Linked DNA regions of Homo sapiens: region 1 is linked to region 2. The links are chromatin loops, found by intact Hi-C in ENCODE. Cell type or tissue: B cell. All regions are shown on one strand. Each heading gives the region's core, and the rest is flanking DNA. Links, peaks and the distances in the headings are about the cores only.

Region 1 (15,934 bases), core at 4,319-12,318, 57 kb after region 2:
ACCCCTGAACCTAAAAGTTTTTTTAATTGTAAATAAATGGATCATTAAAAAAAATTTTAATAATAAAATTGTCTTATCAAGTTCTCTTATTGAATAATTTGGAACGAAACTTACAACTGATAACATAAAGTCTTTCTATAAAGGATCATATTATATCTTCCCAATTATTCAGTTTTGTATTTTTTGTTGTTGCCGTGAAAGCAATCTTTTCCCATTGAATTTTATTACTGATTATTGCCTATTACACAAAGCTACTGTTATTTATACGTAATTTTGTCACTGATTACCATACTGAATACTAGATGGTATCATTTTCACCTTTTACCCAGTGGCATCAGGAAGCCTGTGGTGGCTACATAGCACCTCCAACTTTCAATTCATGGAATCGTATTCGGTTTAGGGGATGGAAGCATTCCTCCATTGAGCACTAAAATCTCGGACAATTCTTTTTTTTTTTTTTGAGATGGAGTCTCACTCTGTAGCCCAGGCTGGAGGGCAGTGGCACAATCTCAGCTCACTGCAAGCTCTGCCTCCTGGGTTCACGCCATTCTCCTGCCTCAGCCTCCCAAGTAGCTGGGACTACAGGTGCCTGCCACCACGGCCGGCTAATTTTTTGTATATTTAGTAGAGACGGGGTTTCACCATGTTGGCCAGGATGGTCTCGATCTCTTGACCTCGTGATCCACCCACCTCGGCCTCCCAAAGTGCTGGGATTACAGGCGTGAGCCACCACGCGTGGCCAGACAATTCTTGGTTCTGTTGGAAAATGATTCTGCCAGGGCACCCTGGTGTATTTGCATGTGTAAAAGAGGAAAAAATAATTTTCCCACTACCCTTCTAAGTTTCCCCTACCCAGATCCTCTGGGGCCCCTGTAACAAAAGACAGATTAACAAGAGAAAAACAGAAGTTTATTAGCATATATATATATATATATACACACACACACACACACATATATGTATACACACATGTATATACATACATATATGTATACACATATGTATATGCATATATGTGTGTGTGTATATATGAGAGATACTCAGAGAGATGAATAACTCTCAAAGAGGTGGCTGAGAGATATATAAAGAGATATATAAAGAGATATATAAAGAGATGTAAATCACCTCCATGATCATCACAATAGATTCTTACAGAGGCCAGGTGAGAAATAGAGAACTAGCCTAAGTCAGCCTCATGGTGTGTCCTTTGGCTTCATAAACAGACCTTGCAATTTTTTCTCCAGTCCCTGTGTATATAATTTTAATGACTGCACTTAGGAACTAGCAGAACCCTCATTGGTTCACTAGCTTGTGACATAATATCCATTGTAGTAGGAAAAGCAAAGTGGAGACCCTTGAAATTGCCATCCCCCAAGCAAAAATATGGAATTGCAGGGATTAGCACTCTCAAAGACCTAAAAAATATCAACTGGCCTCTGTAATATCTCCATTCAATTCACCTGTATGTCCTCTGTTAAAAACAAAATAAAACAAACCGATGGGTCACATAGATGACAGGGAACATTTAACCCTATAATAGCCCAATTGCAACTGGTGTGCCAAATATGATAGTATTACTAGAACACAACAACATACCTTTTGGCACTTCGTATCCAGCTACTGATATGGCAAAAAACATTTCTTTCAATCCCTATTAGTAAAGAGTTTACTTTTACATTGAAAAGACAGGAATACATATTCATATCCCCAGGGCTATGTTAACTGTTGTTTTCTGCTACAAAGTTTTCCTGAAGGACCTTGTTCTCAGAGACATTCCATAGAACCCATAGAACATCATACTTTCCACTATATGGGCCTGGTGTGCAGGTAAGGACAAGTGACTTCACCTTGTCTCATGGGGATCTATGGCAACAGCTAATATGCCATGATGTTCCTAGAAGTGAGATAGGTAGGCAGCCATAAAGAATGTTTCTTCACCAATATAACTAGAAAAAAATCAAGAGCTGGACAACTTGGTAAATGAATGAGTTGGCCAAGTATACATCTTCAACAGGTTACAGGAGGCTCTATAAATATTCCTGAAGGGAGATCACACACATGCACGCAGGTTAAATAAATACATATGTTACATATGACCCATGTTCACTTTGGGGTGGAGATAACATTAAAATGCAGTAAAATTAGGCTCCATATGTCAAAAGGTGAAACAGAACATAAAGGTGCTATGTGCACAGCCTCCATAACCTTGCCAGAACCAGTCTGTGGACAGTGGTCATTTATCAGGAAGGAATGATTTGTAAGTTGGTCAACTGTTATGTTGAAATCTTGAAAAGGGAGGGGAGTCTGCCAACAGTGTCAGGCCATTGGTTGAAACCAGCAGAGAAGTCTTCCATTCTTCGTTTTCCAGGGCTAGTTTCTGTTTATCTCTTAGAGAATAAAAGTGGCGAACAGCAGGGACGACAACAGTTCTCCTGTCCTACCTCTTCAGGTTTGTGAAAGGAAAATAAATCTTGGAACCCCAAACTCATTAAGCCAAAGTGAAAAGTTAAGCTGAGATCTGGGTCATGCAAACCTGCCTCATCTTTTGGTTCCTAAATAAAATGGCTACAAGATGAAAAGCTACACGCCTCCCCCGTATTTTTCCCACAAGGAAATTCCTAGTGAGCTCCAACAACTTTACCCTAAGGTATTTCTGTTAAAATTTCACCATGGCAGGCCAGGCATGGTGGCTCACGCCTGTAATCCGAACACTTTGGGAGGCCAAGGCAGGCGGATCACTTGATGTCAGGAGTTCAAGACCAGCCTGGCCTACATGGTGAAACCCTGTCTCTACTAAACATACAAAAATTAGTCTGGTCGGGCATGGTGGCAGGGGCCTATAGTCCCAGCTACTTGGGAGGCTGAGGCTAGAGAATAGCTTGAACCCAGGAGGGAGAGGTTGCAGTGAGATCGTGCCACTGCACTCCAGCCTGGGTGACAGAGAGAAACTCTGTCTCAAAAAAAAATTTCACCATGGCAATGTAAATTGATAGCTTATCCTTACAGGTGCAGTCACCTCCCTGCCCACCAGACACAAATGCATATCTGATTGTTTCCCTGCCCCATTTTGTCTATGTCATCTTACATTAAAAAAATGCAGATTCACTGAGCCAGAAAAAGGCATGAATTTTTTCCTACCCTATTTTTTCCTACCCTCTCTTACATGAAAACTGTGTACTTCTCAATAGCCCATCCTTTCCCCTTTAAATTTGGAGCCCTCAAAATCATCTTCGGAGAAAGGCATAGACCTCCTGGGCACACGTCCTTAATTTTGACAAGTAAACCTCCTAAAATGATTGAAACTTGTCTTGTCATTTTTCTCGATTGGCAGGTTGTTGGAGTGATAGTGTTAGATTTTAGTTGCAAACATGCTTTGGAAAATCACTTATAATAAGCCAATATCACGCTGGAGGATATCTTTCAACAGCGATAATTAAAATTTTTGAGTGGCTGATTGAAAGATTATCTTTCTAGCCGTAATTAAATAAAGTGAACATTTTGTCTAAAATGGCTCCTTCAAGTTTTTGACTAATAAAAAAGTATAGCTATCTGTGTTCTATAGAACATTGTAGACAGCAGATGGTAGAGATCATTATATACCCAGCCTAGGCAACATGGCAAAAGTCCATCTCTACTAAAAATACAAAGAATTATCTGGGTATGGTGGTGCTTGCCTGTAGTTGCCATTACTTGGCAGTCTGAGGCGGGAGAATCACTTGAGCCCAGGAGGCAGAGGCTGCAGTGAGCTGTGATCACGCCACTGCACTCCAGCTAGGGCAACAGAGTGAGACCTCGTCTTGAAGATTTAAAAAATTTAAAAAAGAAATCATTATATACATTCAATTTATAGGCATAGAGAATGTTTTGCCTCATCTTTTCTCAAGAAGATAAATATATGACTACATATATTCGGTCCATAAAGCCCATCTATTAAGTGAAAACTTCACATTTCTTGTCTCCCTGCATTTTAAAAGTGAAGGTAAAGAAAATGTAGAAAATAGAATCCCAGGTTAAAGTGACCCCATTGCAAGAACAGTATCTCTGGGAATAAACTGACAATCCACAGCTGGCAGTCTGAGGTGGGAGAGTCACTATGTTCCAGTCACTATTACCAGAAATTGAGAGCAATTCATCCGCATGGAGCATCTTCACTCAGTCTGGCTCCCCTCTTACACCTTCCTCTTGTTCCTGTTTTCCCTTCCCACTTGTCCTTACATGTTTATTATACATCTGCCTCTGTTTCACCATGAAGACTTTGGAAGCCACGTGTCAAAGAAAGCAGGACTCCCATCAGCCAGAATCCCTAAATGGCTGTGTGACTCAAAGAACCCTGACAACCAGCAACCACCTTATCCTGATAATGTGAGCAAGAAATAATCTCCTTCTTGTGTTTGAGCCAATAAACACTTTGGGACCTATTTCTGACAACAGTTACCCTACTTGACGTACAAAAAAAAAAGCTTGTATTGGAAGAGGATGCCATACAAAAACCTGAAATACAGGCCATTGGCTTCATGATTCAGTAACAGGCAGTGAAGGTAGAGAAAATGTAGAAAATAGAATCCAAAGTTAAAGTGAATCCATATCAGAGGAAACATAGCAAAGGCTGGAAAGATTATGCAGCAGCAAATCAGGAAAGGAAGGGGAAAATGAGGTGAAAATTGCTAGCTGCTCACCAAAACCCAGTTTCCCCTCTTTTCCCGGAACACATAGCTGAACTATCTTTTTAAGGCTTCTTTGCAGTGAGGTAGGACCATTCGCCTCAGTTCTAGCCAAAGAAGTATGCACAAAGGTGATGTGCTTGCTGTATTTCTTTCACAAATTCAACACCAATCCCCAGGTGACCTCAGGAGCCATGGGATGAGAATGCCAAAGCCTCTATCAGCCTAGGTCCTCACCTAGGTCCCCAACTGACTGTGTGTGAAAAAGCCACCCAATATTCTGCCTCCAACATTTCTTTTTTTTGAGACAGGGTCTGGCTCTGCTGCCCAGGCTGGGGTGCAGTGGTGCAATCACAGCTCACTGCAACTTCCACATGCCGGGCTCAAGTGATCCTCTCACCTCAGCTTCCCAAGTAGGTGGGACTACAGGTGCACACCACCATGCCCAGCTAATTTTTGTATTTTTTAAAGAGATGGGATTTCACCATGTTGCCCAGGATGGTCTCGAATTCCTGAATTCAAGCAACTAGACTGCCTTGGCCTCCCAAAGTGCTGGGATTTCATGCATGAGCCATCACACCTGGCCTGTAACCTTCTTAGACTTTTTATATAAGTGAGGCATAAAGTTCTACATGTTTGAGCCACAGTGGGAAGGAGATTATTTGTTAAAGCAGAGAGCTTCCTCTAACTAATTAAAATATGCTATATATTATATACAGAATTTAAGTAGGAAGATAAAATATGGATCATTTATATTTAAACATTTTTCAATTGGGAAAAATAAATAAAATAATTAGAATGAACTCTTTGTAAACCAGTAGTAACATCATGAGTTTATAATTGCTTACATTTTTTCCAAACATGTCCTCCCATAGAAGATATGTTTCAACTATTCATAGAATCTAGAATAGAGGAAATAAAAAGGCAAAAACATATTAAGTAAAAAAGAGCAATACATTTTAAAACAATTTGCACTTTGAAGGGTATTCAGATCATAATGGCATTTTGATTATCATTTTCTGTCTTATCTAGCCATTTCTCTATTTAATAATTGAGTTCTGGGTGTCCAGGATTTTAGTCCTAGCTCATTGTTTAAATCTCAGACTACAAAAAAAATAGCCTTAAACAGTAACATGCCATGATTTCCTCATTTATAAAACAGAGAGATTGCTGGGTACAGTGGTTCACACCTAATCCCAGCATTTTGGGAGGCTGAGGCAGGAGGTTTGCTTGAGCCCAGGAGTTCAAGACTATCCTGGGCAACATAGTGAGACCCACATGTCTATTAAAAAAAAAATGTAGGCCGGGCGAGGTGGCTCACGCCTGTAATCCCAGCACTTTGGGAGGCTGAGGCGGGCAGATCACGAGGTCAGGAGATGAAGACCATCCTGGCTAACACGGTGAAACCCCGTCTCTACTAAAAATACAAAAAATTATCCTGGTGTGGTGGCAGTCTCCTGTAGTCCCAGCTATTCGGGAGGCTGAGGCAGGAGAATGGTATAAACCTGGGAGGCACAGCTTGCAGTGAGCCGAGATCATGCCACTGCACTCCAGCCTGGGCGACACAGCAAGACTCCATCTCAAAAAAAAAAGAAAATTTAAAAATTAGCCAGGCATGGTGGTGTGTACCTACAGTCCCAGCTACTCAGGAGACTGAGGTGGGAGGATAGCTTGAGCCTGGGAGGTCAAGTCTGCAGTGAGCTGTGATCATGCCACTCTACTCCAGCCTGGGCGACAGAGCGAGACTCCGTCTCAAAAAAAAAAAAAAAAAAGGAAAGAGAGACAGAAAGAAAGAAAGAAAGAAAGGAAGAAAGAAGGAGAGAGAGAAAGAGAGAGAAAGAAAGAAAGAAAGAAAGAAAGAAAGAGAGAAAGAAAGAAAGAAAGAAAAGACGAGACAGAACAAAAATTTTCCTGCTTAATTCTTCTGAATGTATTTTTAAAATACCTTAATCATTTGCAAAATTACTCTGTAAAATTATTACATTAGCCCATGACATGCTGGAGGAAATTTTTCAAAGCTACTGTTTGGGTTAGAAATAGTTTAATATGTAGCTTTTCTTTCTGGCACTAATTAGATAATGCAGCAATTGCCTTTTTTTTTTTTTTTTTTTTTTTTTTTGAGACAGGGTCACACTCTGTTGCCCAGGCTGAAATGCAATGATGCAATCATGACTCACTGCAGCTTTGACCTCCCAGGCTCAAGCGATTCTCCCACCTCAGCCTCCCTAGTAGCTGGAACTATAGGCATGTGCCACCACACCCAGCTAAATTTTGGTTTTTGTTGTTGTAGAGACGGAGTCTTCCTATATTGCCTAGACTGGTCCTGAATTCCTGGGCTGAAGCAATCCTGTTGCCTCTGCCTCCCAAAGTGTTAGGATTATAGGCATGAGCCACTGTGCCCGGGCCCAGTTGTCTTTTGAGGCTTTTTCCACATTTGTGCCCAAAGGACATTATCAACCAGTAGAATTCTTAGCTTTCTATGCTCTATAAAAGATAAGGTATAAACAGATGTAGAAATCACACCATAAAGTCAAAACTTCAGTATTAAGAGGCATGACAATGTGTCATTTATACAACAGCACATCAAAAAGTTTATCTACCACGATCAAGTAGGCTTCATCCCCAGGATGCAAGGCTGGTTCAACATATGCAAATCAATAAGCATAATTCATCACATAAACAAATCTAAAGACAAAAACAACATGATTATCTCAATAGACACAGAAAAGGCCCTCAATAAAATTCGACAACCCTTCATGTTTAAAACTCTCAAAAAACGAAGTATTGAAGGAATATATCTCAAAATAATAAGAGCTATTTATGACAAATCCACAGCCAGTATCATATTGAATGGGCAAAAGCTAGAAGTATTCCCTTTGAAGACTGGCACAAGACAAAGATGCCCTCTCTCACTACTCCTATTCAACATAGTATTGGAAGTTCTAGCCAGGGCAATCAGGCAAGAGAAAGAAATAAAGGGTATTCAAATGAAGACAGGAAGTCAAATTGTCTTTGTTTGCAGATGACATAATCCTATGTCTAGAAAACCCCATCATCTCAGCCCAAAAGCTTCTTAAGCTGATAAGCAACTTCAGCAAAGTCTCAGGATCCAAAATCAAAGTGCAAAAGTCACAAGCATTCCTATACACCAACAACAGGCAAGCAGAGAGCCAAATCATGAATGAACTTCCATTCACAATTACTACAAAAAGAATAAAATACATAGGAATTCAGCTAACAAGGCAAGTGAAGGACCTCTTCAAGGAGAACTGCAAACCACTGCTCAAGGAAATCAGAGAGGACACAAACAAATGGAAAAACACTTCATGCTCATGGATAGGAAGAATCAATATTGTGAAAATGGCCATACTGCCCAACGTAATTTATAGATTCAACACTATCCCAACTAAACTACTGTGGACATTCTTCACAAAATTAGCAGAAAGTATTTTAAAATTCATATGGAACAAAAAAAAAGAGCTCATAGAGCCAAAACAATCCTAAGCAAAAAGAAAAATCCTGGAGGCCTCACACTACCAAACTTCAAACTATACTACAAGGCTACAGTAACCAAAACAGCATGGTACTGGCACAAAAACAGACACATAGACCAACGGATCAGAAGAGAGAACTCAGGATTAAGGCCTCACATCTACAACCATCTGATCTTCAACAAACCTGACAAAAACAAGCAATGGGGTAAGGATTTCCTATTTAATACATTGTGCTGGGAGAACTGGCTAGCCATATGCAGATAATTGAAACTGGATCCCTTCCTTACGCCTTACAAAAATTAACTCAAGATAGATTAAAGATTTAAATGTAAAACTCAAAACTATAAAAACCCTAGAAGAAAATGTAGGCAATACCACTCAGGACATAGGCACAGGCAAAGATTTCATGACAAAATCACCATAAGCAATTGCAACAAAAGCAAAAACTGACATTTTCACTATTAAACTAAAGAGCTTCTGCACACAAAAGAAACTATCACCGGAGCCAACAGGCAACCTAAAGAGTGGGAGAAAATTTTTGCAATCTATCCATCTGACAAAGCTCTAATGTCCAGAATCTACAAGGAATGTAAACAAATTTACAAAAAAAAATCAACTCCATTAAAAAGTGGCCAAAGGATATGAACGGACACTTCTCAAAAGACATTCAGGTGGCCAAAAAACATATTAAAAAAGCTCAGCATCACCAGGTGCAGTAGCTAACGCCTGTAATCCCAGCACTTTGGGAGGCCAAGGTGGGCGAATCACGAGGTCAGGATATGGAGACCATTCTGGCTAACATGGTGAAACCCCATCTGTACTTAAAAAAAAAAAAAAAAAAAAAACAGAAAAAAATTAGCCAGGCATGGTGGCAGGCACCTGTAGTCCCAGCTACTCAGGAGGCTGAGGCAGGAGAATGGCATGAACCCAGGAGGCGGAACTTGCAGTAAGCCGAGATCACACTACTGCACTCCAGCCTGGGCGACAGAGCAAGACTCTGTCAAACAAACAAACAAACAAACAAAAAAGCTCAACATCACTGATTATAAGAGAAATGTAAATCAAAACCACAGTGAGATACCATCTCATGCCAGTCAGAATGGCAATTATTAAAAAGTCAACGAACAGCAGATGCTGGCAAGGTTGCAGAGAAATAGGAACGCTTTTACATGGTTGGTGGAAATGTAAATTAGTTCAACCACTGTGGAAGATGGTGTGGTGATTCCTCAAAGATCTAGAACCAGAAATACCATTTGACCCAGCAATCCAGTTACTGGGTATATACCCAAAGGAATATAAATCATTCTATTACAAAGATACATGCACATGTATTTTCATTACAGCACTATTCACAGTAGCAAAGACATGGAATCAACTCAAATGCCCATCAATGAAAGACTGGACAAAGAAAATGTGGTATGTATACACCATGGAATACTATGCAGCCATAAAAAAGAATGAGATCATGTCCTTCACAGGAACAGGCATGGAGCTGGAAGCAAACTAATGGAGGAACAGAAAACCGAACACCGCATGTTCTCACTTGTAAGTGGGAGCTGAGCAATGAGATCACATGGATACAGGGAGGGGAACAACACACACTGGGACCTGTTGGGGGTGGGGTGAGGGGAAGGAGAGCATTAGGAAAAATACCCAATGCATGCGGGGCTTAATACCTAGGATATGGGTTGATAGGTGCAGCAAACCACCATGGCATACATTTACCTATGTAACAAACCTGCACATCCTGCACATGTACCCAGAACTTAAAATGAAAATGAAAAAGCCTCATAATTTTGCTAGCATATTTAAAATAAAATATCAACATATGAATACACAGACTCAAAGCTTCCATTTGTTAAACATGGACTTTATAATTATGCAGAGAATGGATCCAGTGAGTTGCTTGGATCCCTTTCATGTGGATGCACTGAGAAAGTTCAGACTCCTAATTACAATCTTTTTCTTCTTTACCTGGCCAAATTCTTGGTGAGGAATTTTGTTTCTTGACCCTATTCTTTATTATTATTTCCTAAAGGATAACAACTGCTGATCATAGGAGAAAGTAATAGAATTCTTTAGGGGTTTTGGTGATAACCAACTCAGAAGAAAATGCCATATTACAAAAAAGAAGAAAAAAAGAAACCTAGAAAAGACCTCGAAAAGTTCCAGGCTAGAATATACCCACCCACAAGCTAAATTAGTCTGCTTTTTGATTCATCTGAGGGATGATCAGAAAGGTTGGGAAAAACTTACCCACAATAGGCAACTTGCATTGTCTTGTAAAACTCTTCTTACACTTTGCTCCCTTCTGATATCCTACCCTTTCAAATCATTCTACACATTTCCTCTTCCTCTGCTCTTTTCCTCATATATGGAAGCCTTGGAAACTATGTGTTAAAGGCACTACAGCCTCCACCAACCACAGTCCTCAAACAGGTGAAATAGAGCTTTGCCCATCCATCCCATCCTCTATCAACATGGAACCCCCTTGTTTACAAGAATGTAAAACAAGCCTCAATTTTGCTTGAGCTGTTACATAGTTTTTGGTCCATTTAACAGCTATTATCCTATAACATTGAATATAGAAGTCATAATGAAAACTGGCACTGGTGATGAGAATGCTGTGGCCCATGCTTGTAATTCCAGCTGAGCCAGGAGGATTGCTTGAGTCCAGGAGTTCGAGGCTGCAGTGAGCTAGGATGGCGCCACTGTACTCCAACCTGGGTGACAGAGCAAAACCCTGTCTCTAAATAAATAAATAAATAAATAAATAGAAAGAAACTAGTACTGGAAGTGAGGTGTTGCCATAATAAAAATGGCTTAGTGATCAGGAATTTTATATCAGAGCATGGAAAATGGTTTCCTTTATTAGGCAATGGCAAAACATGACAGATTTCTTGCAAGATATATCACAAAAGGTAAACATTTTTTTAATGCCTCTAAGTCCTGTAGCTCTAGGAAAAGGAATTGGAAAACACTAACAATAGAGTCTGTTGGTTACCACTCACTGGGTTTGAAGGCTTATTACAGTTAAGAGATCAGCTCCAGCAATAATTGATTCATTTGAGAACAAAAGTGAATGGGACTCAAGAGAGTACAGAAAAGTGGGTTCTCGTAGGGTTGGAGAAGCCAAAAGAACTCCGAAGAGTAAGAGATGAGACTGAAAGAGGCTTTGAGCAACAAAAAGCTAGTTAGGGTTTCTCGATTAAACAGAGGAATTGAGCACTGAGGTAAATTTCAAAGTAAGCAAAGCCTTGACACCTAACCACCTGGCATCAGATAGCCTCAAGGGAGTACCATTCAACTAAGAGAGAAATTTGGTTTGGGAGGGAAAAGTTAAGAAATAAATCAGGCTTATGGATTAAGTTTAGAACAGAACTCTAGATGTTGTTATAAATATGTGGAATTCATGGACAATAAATCAATGAAAAGCCAACCAAGCTTTAATAAAATCACTGAAAGAACCATAAACCTGAACATAAAGTACTTTTCAAGTACTGTTCAAGCCTTAATAAAACCCTTAGTCATCCAAACTTAAACATGCAGAAAAAAGCTGTGAATACATACAGTGCTATAGAAGGGTGTGTCCCCCAGTGGATACTTCAGAGGTGGCCAAGAAGGAAATTGAAAGAGAAAATGAAAAAAAAAAAAAAATAGAGGGCACGGTCAGGAGAATTATTTCAAAAGAGCAGAATCAAAGTCAAGAAATTTCCAAATTCCTCCACTGCTAGAGGAGAGGGACCCCTTTAATCACAGCCTGGTAGATTTAGATAATAGACCATTGGCCACTGTTTGTCTCCCATTTTTCCACTTCCTAGATAGTAGTTGTATTGGGATTACTCTGTCACTCATCAAACATTGTATATTGGAAGTACAGTAAGGGAAGACAAACTTATTAAAAGGTCACCAAAACATCAAGAACATCATCCAGACCTGATAGGGAGAACTGTACTTCACACAAAGTAAGTGGATATTGGCCTGTGTGCAGTAATTATATGGGAGTTTGTGTTATCTCCTGTAAGGGAGGGGCAGGAAGAAAGAGGGTAAGGGGTTCTATATGTGGGAAGATCGGAAGAAGGGTGATACTTGAGGACAAGATAGAAAGTGTATAGGAGAGACAGCTAGCTGCTTACCCAAACTGTATTTTCCTCTTCTTCCAGGGCACACAGTTAAACTATATTTTCCAGGAATTCCTGCAGGTATGAGTGGCCTATGACCGAGTTCTAGATAGAGGAACATCTGAGGAAGACATGTGCCTAGTTCCAAGGCTGACCCATAAAAGCTTCTTACACGTACTGCCCCACAATCTTTCCTCTGCCATGAACTGGATGGCAGTCTCCAAGTAAGGACACCCTTGGAAGCCATGAGTGTCAAAACCTCCATCAGTCTGAGACCATGCATAATTACATGGAAGAGAGCCCCCAACAACCCAACAACCCTCCCATCTCACCAACTTGTAACTCATTAGACTGTTTTAAAAGAAATAAACTTAAATTTTGTTTGAGGATGTTATATATATTGGGGTCTATTTGTTAGAGCAGATAGCCTAATTTAACTACTACAAAGCAAGCTAACTACTACTATTACATGAATCTTCCAAAATCAAAAGGAATTATTTTCTATTTGTAACATATGCAGCAAACAATTAGAATAATTCTTTTGTAAAGAAAAATATGTTTATATGAATATTAAGAGTTTTATTGGCTTTTCTGTTTTCCAAGTGGCTTTTCCCAAAGTATATTTACTTCTAATATCTATAAGATTTATAAAATGGCAGGAGAAATCTAAAATAGGAATGTGTAAAGTCCTTATGTTGTCTAGAAAATGGTAAGAGTATTAATGTTTACTAGGCATTGATAAACCAAAAATGACTATAATAATGTAATTTTAATGTAATCCAATAAAGAAGTAAGAAGAAGAAAAGGAACATAAAACAGGTAAGACAAATAGAAAACAAGCAGGAAGATGGTAGATTTAAACCTAAATATATCAGTAGTTACATGGAAAGTAAATGAAACAATTTCTCCAATTAAAAGCCAAACATAGCCCAGGCACAGTGGCTCATGCCTGTAATCCCAGCACTTTGGGAGGCTGAGGCAGGTGGATCATGAGGTCAGGAGTTCGAGACCAGCCCGGCCAATATGGTGAGACCCCCATCTCTACTAAAAATACAAAAAAATTAGGTAGGCATGGTGGCGTGTGCCTGTAGTCCCAACTACTCGGGAGGTCAAGGCATGAGAATTGCTTGAACCCAGGAGGTGGAGGTTGCAGTGAGCCGAGATCATGCCACTGCACTCCAGCCTGGGTGACAGAGCAAGACTCCGTCTCAAAAACAGACAAAAAAAAGGCAAACATTGTCATACTGGATTAAAGAAAACCTATAGGCTGCTTGCAAGAGACATGATTGAATATACGAAGATATATAAGTTAAAAATAAAAAGATGGAATAAGATATGCAAACACTAAGTCGTCTCAAAAAAATATAAAGCCGGTGAATGGTATCAGAACATATCACCCCATAATATGCCACTTTGCCATGTTGATTATTTTGAGCTGAAGGCAATTGAGAAACAGCAGATGCAGAAAGGGGTCTCTTTCTTACACCTTTATGCCTAAGAAAAGTGCCATCCCTGTACCAGGAATAGAACATTCTTATCACCAGAGTCAAGGAGTTGAAGCCATGATGAATCTGTACAAACAAACCTCACTAAAATAACCCTTATCTCCCATTAGTTTTCTCCATATATTTCTTAGTCACTTTCCCATAATTTACCACTCTTAGCCCAAATCCTTTTTTCCTTTGTATTGTTACATCTCCACAAGTTATTGCTCTGTGTTAAAATAGTATATAAGCCTCCAGTCAATTCATTTATTTGGGGTTTTTATTTCTTGCTATGATGTTTCCTTTGCCATGTAAAAATACTAATATTAAATAAAATTTCTGTGCTTTTTCTCCTGTTAATCTGTCTTTTGTCAGTTTAATTTATAGGTCCCAGGCATTAAACCTAAGAGAGTAAAGAAAAAAAAATTTTTTCTACACTGGTGTAGACTTTTAAGCAAAAAACACCATTAGGGATAAAGAGGGACGTTACACAATGATAAGAAATTCAACACACACAAAAGATAATTCTACATTTATTGGTACCTAACAGAAAAGCCACAAAATATATAAAGCAAAGATTGACAAGATTAAAAGGAGAAATAGACAAATCCACTACCAAAGTAGAAGCTTGTAACTCACCTCAGTCGCTGATGGCACAAGCAAAAAATCAGTAAGGATGTAGAAAATCTGAACCATGTGATTAACAAACTTGACTTAATTGACATAGATAAAACAACATACCCAACAACTTCAAATGTGCATTCTTTTTAAGTACACATGGAACACATAAAAATGATAAATGTTGGGACATATAGTAAATCTCAAATTTCAAAAAACTAAAATTGTGCCAAGTACATCCTCTGACAATAAGAAACAAAACTAAAAATCAATAACAAGAAGAAAATTCCCCATGTAAATGGAAATTAAGAAATAAACCAATAAACACCTCATAGATCAAAGAAAAAATTATAATTGAATTCAGAAAACAATTCCTGAATGATAATAAAAATATGACATATCAAAACTTATGAGATTCACCAAAAGCAAAACTTAAGAAGGAAAAAATTATAGCCTTAAATGCATTTCTTAGAAAAGAAGATCCATCCCTGCAAGGTCTGAGAAAAAAAAAAAAGAAAAGCTAAAAATCAATGATCTAAGCATCCAAAGGTAGAGATATGAAAAAAGTTAAGAAAGAAACTGATATAGAAAACAAGCATTCAAGAAAGGGGATCAGCAGTTAAAGTCTAAAGTTATCTCTTTGAAACAGCTATAAAATTAACAAGCTCCTAATAAGACTAGACTTTTTTTAAGACAAGGGTCACAAGAACAAATATTAGGGGGAAAAAGAATATGTCAATACATATTCTAAAGACATTAAAATATCTCAGGATACTATGATCAGCTTTATGCCAAACAATTGGAAAGTTTAAATTAAAAACACAATTTACAATATAGGCAAATGCAAAAAATATAAATTTTTTCTACTTTTTCTGTAATTGTTCTGTAACTATTAAAAAATTGAATGTATAATTTAAAACCTCTCTTCAATAAAATTTTCAGGCCAGATGGCTTAAGTGATGTATTTACCAAGCATTTAAGGAAGATAATACACCAAATTTTATCAACCACTTCCATAGAATAGAAACAGAAGAAATAACTACTGATTATTTTGTGAGACCAGTATAACCATAATTCCAAACTCTGAGGGGGCAAAACAAGAACCTAATGATTTCAAACAAGAATCTCTTTCATGAATACAGTTGTAAAACTCCCCAACATAAAAAATAAAGCCAGTTATATTAAAAAGTATAATTCTTATGACCAAGCTAGGTTTATTTCAGAAATGCAAGATTGGTTGAACATTCAAAAATCAATCAGTGGGCCAGGTGCAGTGGCTTACGTCTGTAATCCCAGCACTTTGGGAGGCTAAGGCAGGCCAATCACTTGAGGTCAGAAGTTCCAGACCAGCCTGGCCAACATGGTGAAACTCCATCTCTACTAAAAATACAAAAATTAGCCAGGTATGGTGGCATGCACCTGTAGTCCCAGCTACTCAGGAGGTTGAGGTAGGAGGATCACCTGAGCCCAGGAGGTGGAGGTTGCAATCAGCCGAGATCATGCCACTGCACTCCAGCCTGAGCAACAGAGCAAGACCTTGTCTCAAAAATAAATAA
Region 2 (8,000 bases), core at 1-8,000:
TTTTTCTCCACTCTCCCATGGCATTAAATGTTGCTGTGGAAAATTCTGTGGCCAATAAGTCTCCCTTGAAAATAACTTTTTGCCTACACCGCCCATTCAATTCTTTATTTATCTTTAAAGTCCAATAAATTTGTTGGAAATATATCTCAGTGTTGGCTGTTTTGGGTCAATTTCTCTGTCACAGGGTGAAGAGATAGGTACTTTTGATGTATACATTTCAATTTATATTATAATTCCACAGACTTTTTTCATCAAGTATTTATTCTATTATTTTGATTTTCTTCTTTGGGAACTCCAATAATTTGTTCACTTACATTGATTATTTTCTATTTTTTATTTTATGTTATTTTATTTGAAACAATGTCTTACTCTGTCACCCAGGCTGGAGTGCAGTGGAGCCATCTCAGCTCACTGCAACCTCCACCTCCCAGGTTCAAGTGATTCTCCTGCCTCAACCTCCCAAGTAGCTGGGACTACAGGCATGTGCCACCATGCCAGCTAATTTTTTTATTTTTAGGAGAGATGGGGTTTTGCCATGTTGGCCAGGCTGGTCTCAAACTCCTGAGCTCAGGTGATCCACCTGCCTCGGCCTCCCAAAGTGCTAAGATTACAGGGGTGAGCCACTGCAACCAGCTTATTTTCTAATTTGTTTAATCATTCTTAAAATTTCTTGTTTCCTTTACCTATTTCTGTAATCTATGTCCTTCACTTTAATTTCTGAAATGTCTAATCCCCTTTATTTGCCTTCTAAATTTGTCTTCATTTCTCTGATTTTTTTTTTCTACTTATTTCTTAAGTTCTGGCTGTTATAAACACAATTACAGCTTTAGCTCTTCAAAGTATGCCTCTGAATTCCACCAAGTGTACTTTACTGGTAATTTCTTTCTTTTTTTTATTTCTCTTTTTTGAGACGGAGTCTTGCTCCGTGGCCCAGACTGAAAGTGCAGTGGTGTCATCACAGCTCACTGCAATCTCCTTCCAGGTTCAAGCAATTGTCCTGCCTCAGACTCCCAAGTAGCAGGGACTACAGGTACATGGCACCACTCCAGGCTAATTTTTGTAATAGGATTTTGCCATGTTGATCAGGCTGGTCTCAAACTCCTGGCCTACAAGTGATTCACCCACTTTGGCCTCCCAAAGAGCTGGGATTCCAGGCACGAGCCACTGTGCCCGGCCATCACTGGTGATTTCTTAGACCTACTGTTGCTTGACCCTCTTGGTACTCTTCTGCTGCTGCTGTCACCTTCTGCTTGATTTCAGCTACTTTAAAAACTTTCTTTATTGTGAATGATAAGACCACATATGGATATGTACAAGCATAGTGTAAATGATTGGCACTGTGTAAAAACAGGTTGCTTTGTGGTTATTGGTTTCTGCGTGACAACAACCAAGATGGGATGTTGGTGGCCGAGGACTTAGCCCCGCAAAAGTAGAAGGAAAACAAAATTCAATGCTTGTAAACTATTGACATATAAAGTGTGTAAATCTTTGTTTATAGTTCTAAAGGATTATTTTCTTTCTTTTCTGTTTGCAGGAAAAAAGAGAAGGCATAGATCTAAAGTAAATGGTCTCCAAAGAGGTAAGAAGAAATGTGGGGATTTACTCCTTTGAACTCGCTGTGGTCCTGTTCTTCCTGCCAGACCCCATCTTTGCTGCAGCCTCAGAATCTCCTATGGGCCACGGTAGCTTCAGACCTCATGGATTCTTTAGAGTACCAGCTAAGTCATTGTAACAAACAGATCCCAAAATACAGTGGCTTAAACCAAATAATCTAAGAGCCCAGAAGTGGTAGGCAGTCTGCCTTCCTTAACATGAGGTTTCCAACTGTGGGTCCACAAGGGCTGAGCTGGTTGACATTGTCTCCCAACCAGTGGGAATGAAAAAAAAATTGACAAAAGAACCAGCCATTTATTTATTTTAATAGAAAGACTCAAAAGTCTTCTGCCCACATCCCATTGGCCAAAACTTGGTCACACAGCCAGAGCTAGCTGCAAAGCGAGGCTGAGAAATATAACGCTGGCCGGGCAGTCCTTGGTTCAGCTGTAAGTCTATTCTTATGGAAGAAGGAATGATTATGGGTGACAAATAGCAATATGCCTACTTGCCCTTTATGTTTGCCTCCAAAGTCACTGATTCCCTTAAATGTGGAGGAAAACTCAGACTCTCCATTTATTCAGATCCAGCCTTTTTGTCACCTGAGACTCTTTGGCAAGGACAGGAGCTGGAAGCTGAGATGCATTACAGAGATATGTGGGCAGAGACATGCCAGCCTTGATTAGGAAATGAGGGAACAGGAGGAAGTGTTAGAAAGGTGTGTTGTAACTAATACAGTCCAGGACAGAACATGGAGAAACAGACAGAGAGAACTTGAATCAATTACATGGAAGCCAGAGTACTGGTGCCACATCAGATCTAAGCCTGAGAAACACGGGGTTATTTTATTTATTTTTTTCTTTTTTGAGATGGAGTCTGGCTCTGTCACCCAGGCTGGAGTACAGTGCTACGATCTCAGCTCACTGCAACCTCTGCCTCCCAGGTTCAAGCAATTCTGCCTCAGCCTCCCGAGTAGCTGGGATTACAGGCGCATACCATCATGCCAAGCTAATTTTTGTATTTTTAGTAAAGACAGGGTTTCGCCATGTTGGCCAGGCTGGTCTTGAACTCCTGATCTCAGGTGATCCACCTGCCTCGGCCTCCCAAAATGCTGGGATTACAGGCAGTGAACCAAACTCAATCAGAGCATATGCCACACTGTGAAGATAAAAAAGACGTGACAGTCCATTCTCTTCATCAGATCTTGTGAATTTTATGCTTATTGCATTCCTCCTTTTCTTCCTCTTCTTTGTCTCTCTTTTATTTCCTTCCATCTCCCATTCTACTTATGCTTCTCTTGCATACTTTATTTCTTTATTTATTTTTGCATCTTGTAAAATACTTCTGGCAAGTTGATATGGCACTATAGAGATAGTAGCACTTTTTCCTCTAGAGCTAAAGCATATTTGGATATATTTTTTCCCATTACTTCTGATTATTTGTCTGTCACTCATATACATAGATATATATGTTTATGTAAATGATATATTTTCAAGTATAAGTAACTTTAAATATAACTCTACTATAAATAAGTATATACATATAATATTTCTAGCATCTCTATCATTTTTATTTCTATACCTATCTGTCATCTTGGTTATATTCCAGTTTGTACTTACCCAGGTCTAAGATGTTTTTTCCGTCATGTTTCTACTGGTTTCTATAGAAGCCTCTCTACCTTAACTATTTTATTAAAATACTTGGATTTGTTAAGTCTAAGCAGAAATCACATTTATTCCTTCTACTTCCTTTTCAAACCTGTTCTCTCAAATAGTTCTTTTCTTGCCAATGGATGAAGTCTTAGGTAAGCCCTAGAGCTATGCTAGTCCCTTTTAGCGGTAATATCTCATTTAATATTAAAAAGCGTGAGCTGATATAATATTAAAACTGGAAATTATGTGGTAGGGAAGCTGGGTGAAGTCAGCATTTACTTTCATCCACACTTCCTCTCCAACTCCACTCAGTGTCTATTGCTTTCAGCTAATTTGGGTCTAGGAGGAGGAGGAGAAGGAAGTGGACAGGAGCAGGAATGGTCCTCATACTATATAGGTTGGTGCAAAAGTAATTGTGGGTTTTGCCTTTTAAAAAAAAAGGGAATAGCAAAAACTGCAATTACTTTTGCACCAACCTTATAGATTTTGGTGTCTCCTAGATATGGTGGATGCATGAGCCATATTCATTTGTGAGTTCTTCAGAGACACTCAACTTAGAGAGAACCTCTCAACCAAAGTTCCCCTAATTCAGGAACTTCAACTGGATGCTTACCAATTCCCTCAGTCTCCCAGCTCTGGGAGGTCCACACTACACTCCTGCTGGGGTCAACTCATCCATCCAAGTGATTCTCCCAGACAGAATATCTCTCAAGAAGAACTAAGTGAGTTCCTCCTTTCCCTAGGGAGACCTATAGGAATTATGACTCTTCATACCCTCTCAACATTCTAGGATTGAGTCTATAAATGTCTCTGCCTTCCTCAAACTCCTGAAGGTGAAGATCAGTTACATTGAAACTGAAGTCTTCTCAGTTGCCTTAAGGACGGAGGAGCACTTTACTCAACTTCTATAACATGGTGTTAACCTTTAGTATTTGGGTAGGAAATCCAAGAATAGCCACACTACTTCCTGTGGGGTATTTGAGCAAGACAATTTGCAAAGAATAATTACAAAGGAAGTCCCAAGAGCTCTATAGTATTAGCAGATCTTAAGCCCCAAATCTTCTAGTAAGTAGAGCTCGAGTAAACGGAACTAAACTACTTGTATACCTCTAATTTGTTTGTCCTCAGTGGACTTTGATGAAAGGTGACTACAACAGGACCAAAGACATAGATGAACAGAAAAAGAGTCTTTGTTTGTCTAAGATATTTATGGTTGGACAAGTTCAAATTGTGGCCAGGCCATATAAAGAAAGAAAGGAAAGAAAAATGCAGGGAGATGGTGTGAGGAGGGAAAGAGGGAAGGAGGGAAGGATGAAGGGAAGGAGGAAAGGATGAAGGGAAGGAGGGGAGGGGAGGGGAGGGGAGGAGAGGAGAGGAGAGGAGAGGAGAGGAGAGGAGAGGAGAGGAGAGGAGAGGAGAGGAAAGGAAAGGAAAGGAAAGGAAAGGAAAGGAAAGGAAAGGAAAGGAAAGGAAAGGAAAGGAAAGGAAAGGATCAGCACCTTTAAACATGGCACTCATGAGATGCTCCTGCACATACCTCACTGTCTTTCTACCTACCCCCATCACCTGCTGAATCTAACAGCATATTCCTGAAATAGGGTTTTAATCAACCCTTTGTTAGTCCTAACCCTAAGGCTTTCTGGGACTTGAATCTCTATACAAATTCCCCTTGGACAATAATCTCTTGGTTAGTTTCTTAGATCCTAATTTTTTGGCCAAACCTATGTGAATAAGGTCTTTGGTCATTTTCACTGTATTTTCAGCCTCAAAGCCTTCATTGAGGGCTAAGATGGTGGCTAGTGTGTCACCATCATAATGAGCAGGACAATCCAAATTCTTGCATTGCTGCCATTGATTTCTGCCTACAACCAGAGGAAATCTGCAATGCTTCACTTCATTTTGCAATATCTGTATGCTGAAGTTTCTTCATTGGTCATAGGGGTAGTAAAAGTCTCTATCTCATAAATGAATTAGTAGATGTAAATATCTTGTGTTAGTGTCTAGCACATAATAAGCACTTAAGTCTTAGCCCTCATTATTATTATTCTTACAGTATTCTTTGGGATATAAATGAAACTGTCGTAAATTCTTTTTAAAATTAATGTTGGGGGGAGGCAAATGAATTTGGATTAATGTCACGGGAAAGGAAAGAAAATCTAGGATGAACCCAGGTTAACCATCAAAGGCTTGGTAATTGCAAGGCTATGTGTTACATATTTTTCTTTGTGTGTTAGGCTCTGGAAAAGTTATAGCTAAATAAAATTTTTGAAAGCACTATTATATATAATGTGAGTTTTTTACACCATCCATATTTATATTTTCCTATTTTCTCAGGGAGAAAGAAAGACAGACCTAGAAAACATTTAACTCTGAATAACAAAGTCCAAAAGAAAAGATGGCAACAAAGAGGTAAAAAAAAAAAAATACATTTTAAATAAATAACGTCTAAATTCTCATGCTCTTAGTAAGAAACATTTTTTTCCTAAATGCTTTATGTAGCTGTACTTACTGTTGAGAAATATATCAGATGTAGTCAAGTTCCAAAATATGTCAGGGAAAAAAAGATGATAACACCACAAACAAGTAGCTAGGTGATGAATCTGCAACCATACCCCAGGGCCCAGGAGCTGCTTGCAGTGCTTCCTCTCCTGAGCTGATAACTTTCAAGGCTGGAAATAGTTGCTGGCATAAAAACAAAAACAAAACAAACAAAACCTATGTAATTCACAAGTGATGTAGCTGTCCCTCCTCTTGCCCATCACCACGTGGTAATTGTGTGGACTTGGGTCTGCCCCAAGTAAATTACAGTTTACTCATCTGTAAAGTGAAATTAAGTCAGTTAGACAAGACTGGCTGCCCTCCAAGGCCCATACCAGCTTCCCATGTGGCTTCTCATTCCGTGGATCTCCTACAGGACTCGGTAAAAACTATGGACAGCCCCCTCTCCCGCATCATCAGCACAGAGCTCTTGTAGACTGTGCCTCTTCCCCAGTGTCACTGGCTGGAAGGGTTGGAACAGCAGCTCAGAATCCTCAAGTTAATTTTAAGACCTTCACACCTGTTTCTACTAAATCAGCTCTTCAGTCCCCACCTCCACCACATAGAGGCTCTAAAATGCAAAGCCTCCTCCCTGTACAACTTGCAGATGATTCTGGAACTCTGATGAGCTGTTCTTTCAGCCAGGAGAAAGGTGCATGAAGGAGGAGGCAAGCAGAGAAGACAGACATCATCTCCTGCCAGACTGCCCTGTTGTTATCCTGCTCAAATTTACAGACAAATTTGTCATCTAAAAGAGTTTTAACACCTAAAACTCTTTCTCTGGCCACATAACTTCATATAGACTCTCTCTCTCTCTCTCTCTCTCCCCCTATATATATATATATAAATGTATGCAACTGCTTCTCCATAGTTGGTGGTGGCAAACCTGCTTGGGAATTAAGACACTGGATGGTCCTTCTAGAAGATACACAACCCACTGCTGTTCCCTCAGTGAGAGTATCTCTTAAAAACACCCAGTACAGCTCCCATCCACAAGGTCTGCACCAGACCATGGGAATCGTGCTTCTTCATTATTCCCCTGCTGGCTCCCAGCTCAGCCCTCTGGCACCCTTGACCCCGCTAGCCATGACCTTCACCTTTACACTTCTCAGAGGTGAGTCTGAGAGTCTCTCATTCCCTGACATTCCCAGGGACGGAGGTCCATCTCCTGCTTAGATGTCTTTAAACCTCATTTGGCTTGAGAGAAGGTATCTGACAATTCTCTCCAGAGAAATGTGGCCTCTCTCATAAGGCCTGGAGGTGGGGAAGGCTGATGCTGGCAGAACCAGGCTCCCAATCCCCTACCATGTTCTTTGCAGATAGACTGGCATCTTGCCTTAGGATATAGGAGTACTGGGCTCCTATTGTGGCATTCTTGGATGTTGAGGCTTCTGCTAATATTCTGAGATAACCAAAGAGTCGCCTAAACACGGTGATATACTCTTTTGCCAAGAATGATTAGTCCCTGCTATGAAAAAATATATATTTTAAAATAACTTTTAATTTTTTCTGACCATATTATTATTTTACATGGTTAATGTAGAATTAAAACTAGTAGACCCAAGAACAGTTAAGTCCTACTTTGTCCAGGCATTTGACTGCCCGGATATACAATTGTAGTGAGGTGCTGGAGCCAGCGAACACACAAAGAACCACTGGAAAGCACAGTTCTGCGGCACTTTATTATACATGATCTGCTCCTCAGCCCTGATGTCTCCAGGCCAAGAGCTGGGAAGCAGCGCAATGAGCTTCTGGTGTTTTGCCCTGAAGTTGTTTGCCCTCAATAGGTTTTGATTGAAAGGAAATCCCTGCAGTCCAAGAAGGATTTAAACAAGAGATAAACTGAGAGCAAGAGAATATACATTGACCAATAATGGCTAGGGCTGAACATACCCAGGTTATGGCCAGAGCTGGATCTCCAGTTTGACCACTTTATGAGAAAGAAGAAAGCAGACAGAACACAAGTGTCTTTTGATGGAACTGTGGGGAGAAGGGAGAGTTGGGGGAAGGAGGAGAGAAGAGTTAGAAGTGGCCAGTTTTCCTGGGTGCACCTGCAACTTGAGCATCATGAGTGACAGGAGGGAGAGTCCCACACAGAACCACCCCTGTGTGGATGACATTTTACTGTGGCAACCGCATCAACTACCATACTTGGCCCAATCATGGTCTTTGAAACTGATCGATCTAGAGCAATTTTACCTGAGAGACAAGGAACGA

What was found. Hi-C counts contacts between places; a loop is a spot of excess contacts. Peaks named below come from ENCODE experiments on the same cell type or tissue, not always from the same donor. Only the 100,000 strongest peaks of a DNase experiment are listed, where the experiment ranks them.
Region 1: it touches region 2 in a loop (5-fold over the local background); 2 of 110 quality-filtered maps call a loop at or near these places.

Annotation. Positions count from the first base shown.
Region 1 is chr2:230,545,539-230,561,472 of GRCh38, forward strand. It overlaps SP100 (SP100 nuclear antigen), which reads left to right. Exons shown (of 29, transcript NM_001080391.2): 29 at 1-68. Among named protein-coding and RNA genes, the nearest start is that of SP100, 140 kb to the left of the region's middle. RefSeq lists a silencer at 6,683-6,883. In B cell, for the core only: no CTCF peak of the experiment used is centred there; no DNase peak of the experiment used is centred there.
Region 2 is chr2:230,492,882-230,500,881 of GRCh38, forward strand. SP100 (SP100 nuclear antigen) reads left to right here. Exons shown (of 29, transcript NM_001080391.2): 18 at 1,535-1,579; 19 at 5,580-5,654. It overlaps LOC101928816 (a long non-coding RNA gene), which reads right to left. Exons shown (of 4, transcript XR_427235.4): 3 at 5,755-5,927. Among named protein-coding and RNA genes, the nearest start is that of SP100, 81 kb to the left of the region's middle. In B cell, for the core only: no CTCF peak of the experiment used is centred there; a DNase peak (open chromatin) is centred at 4,090; H3K4me3 peaks cover 1,191 bases; H3K27ac peaks cover 6,315 bases.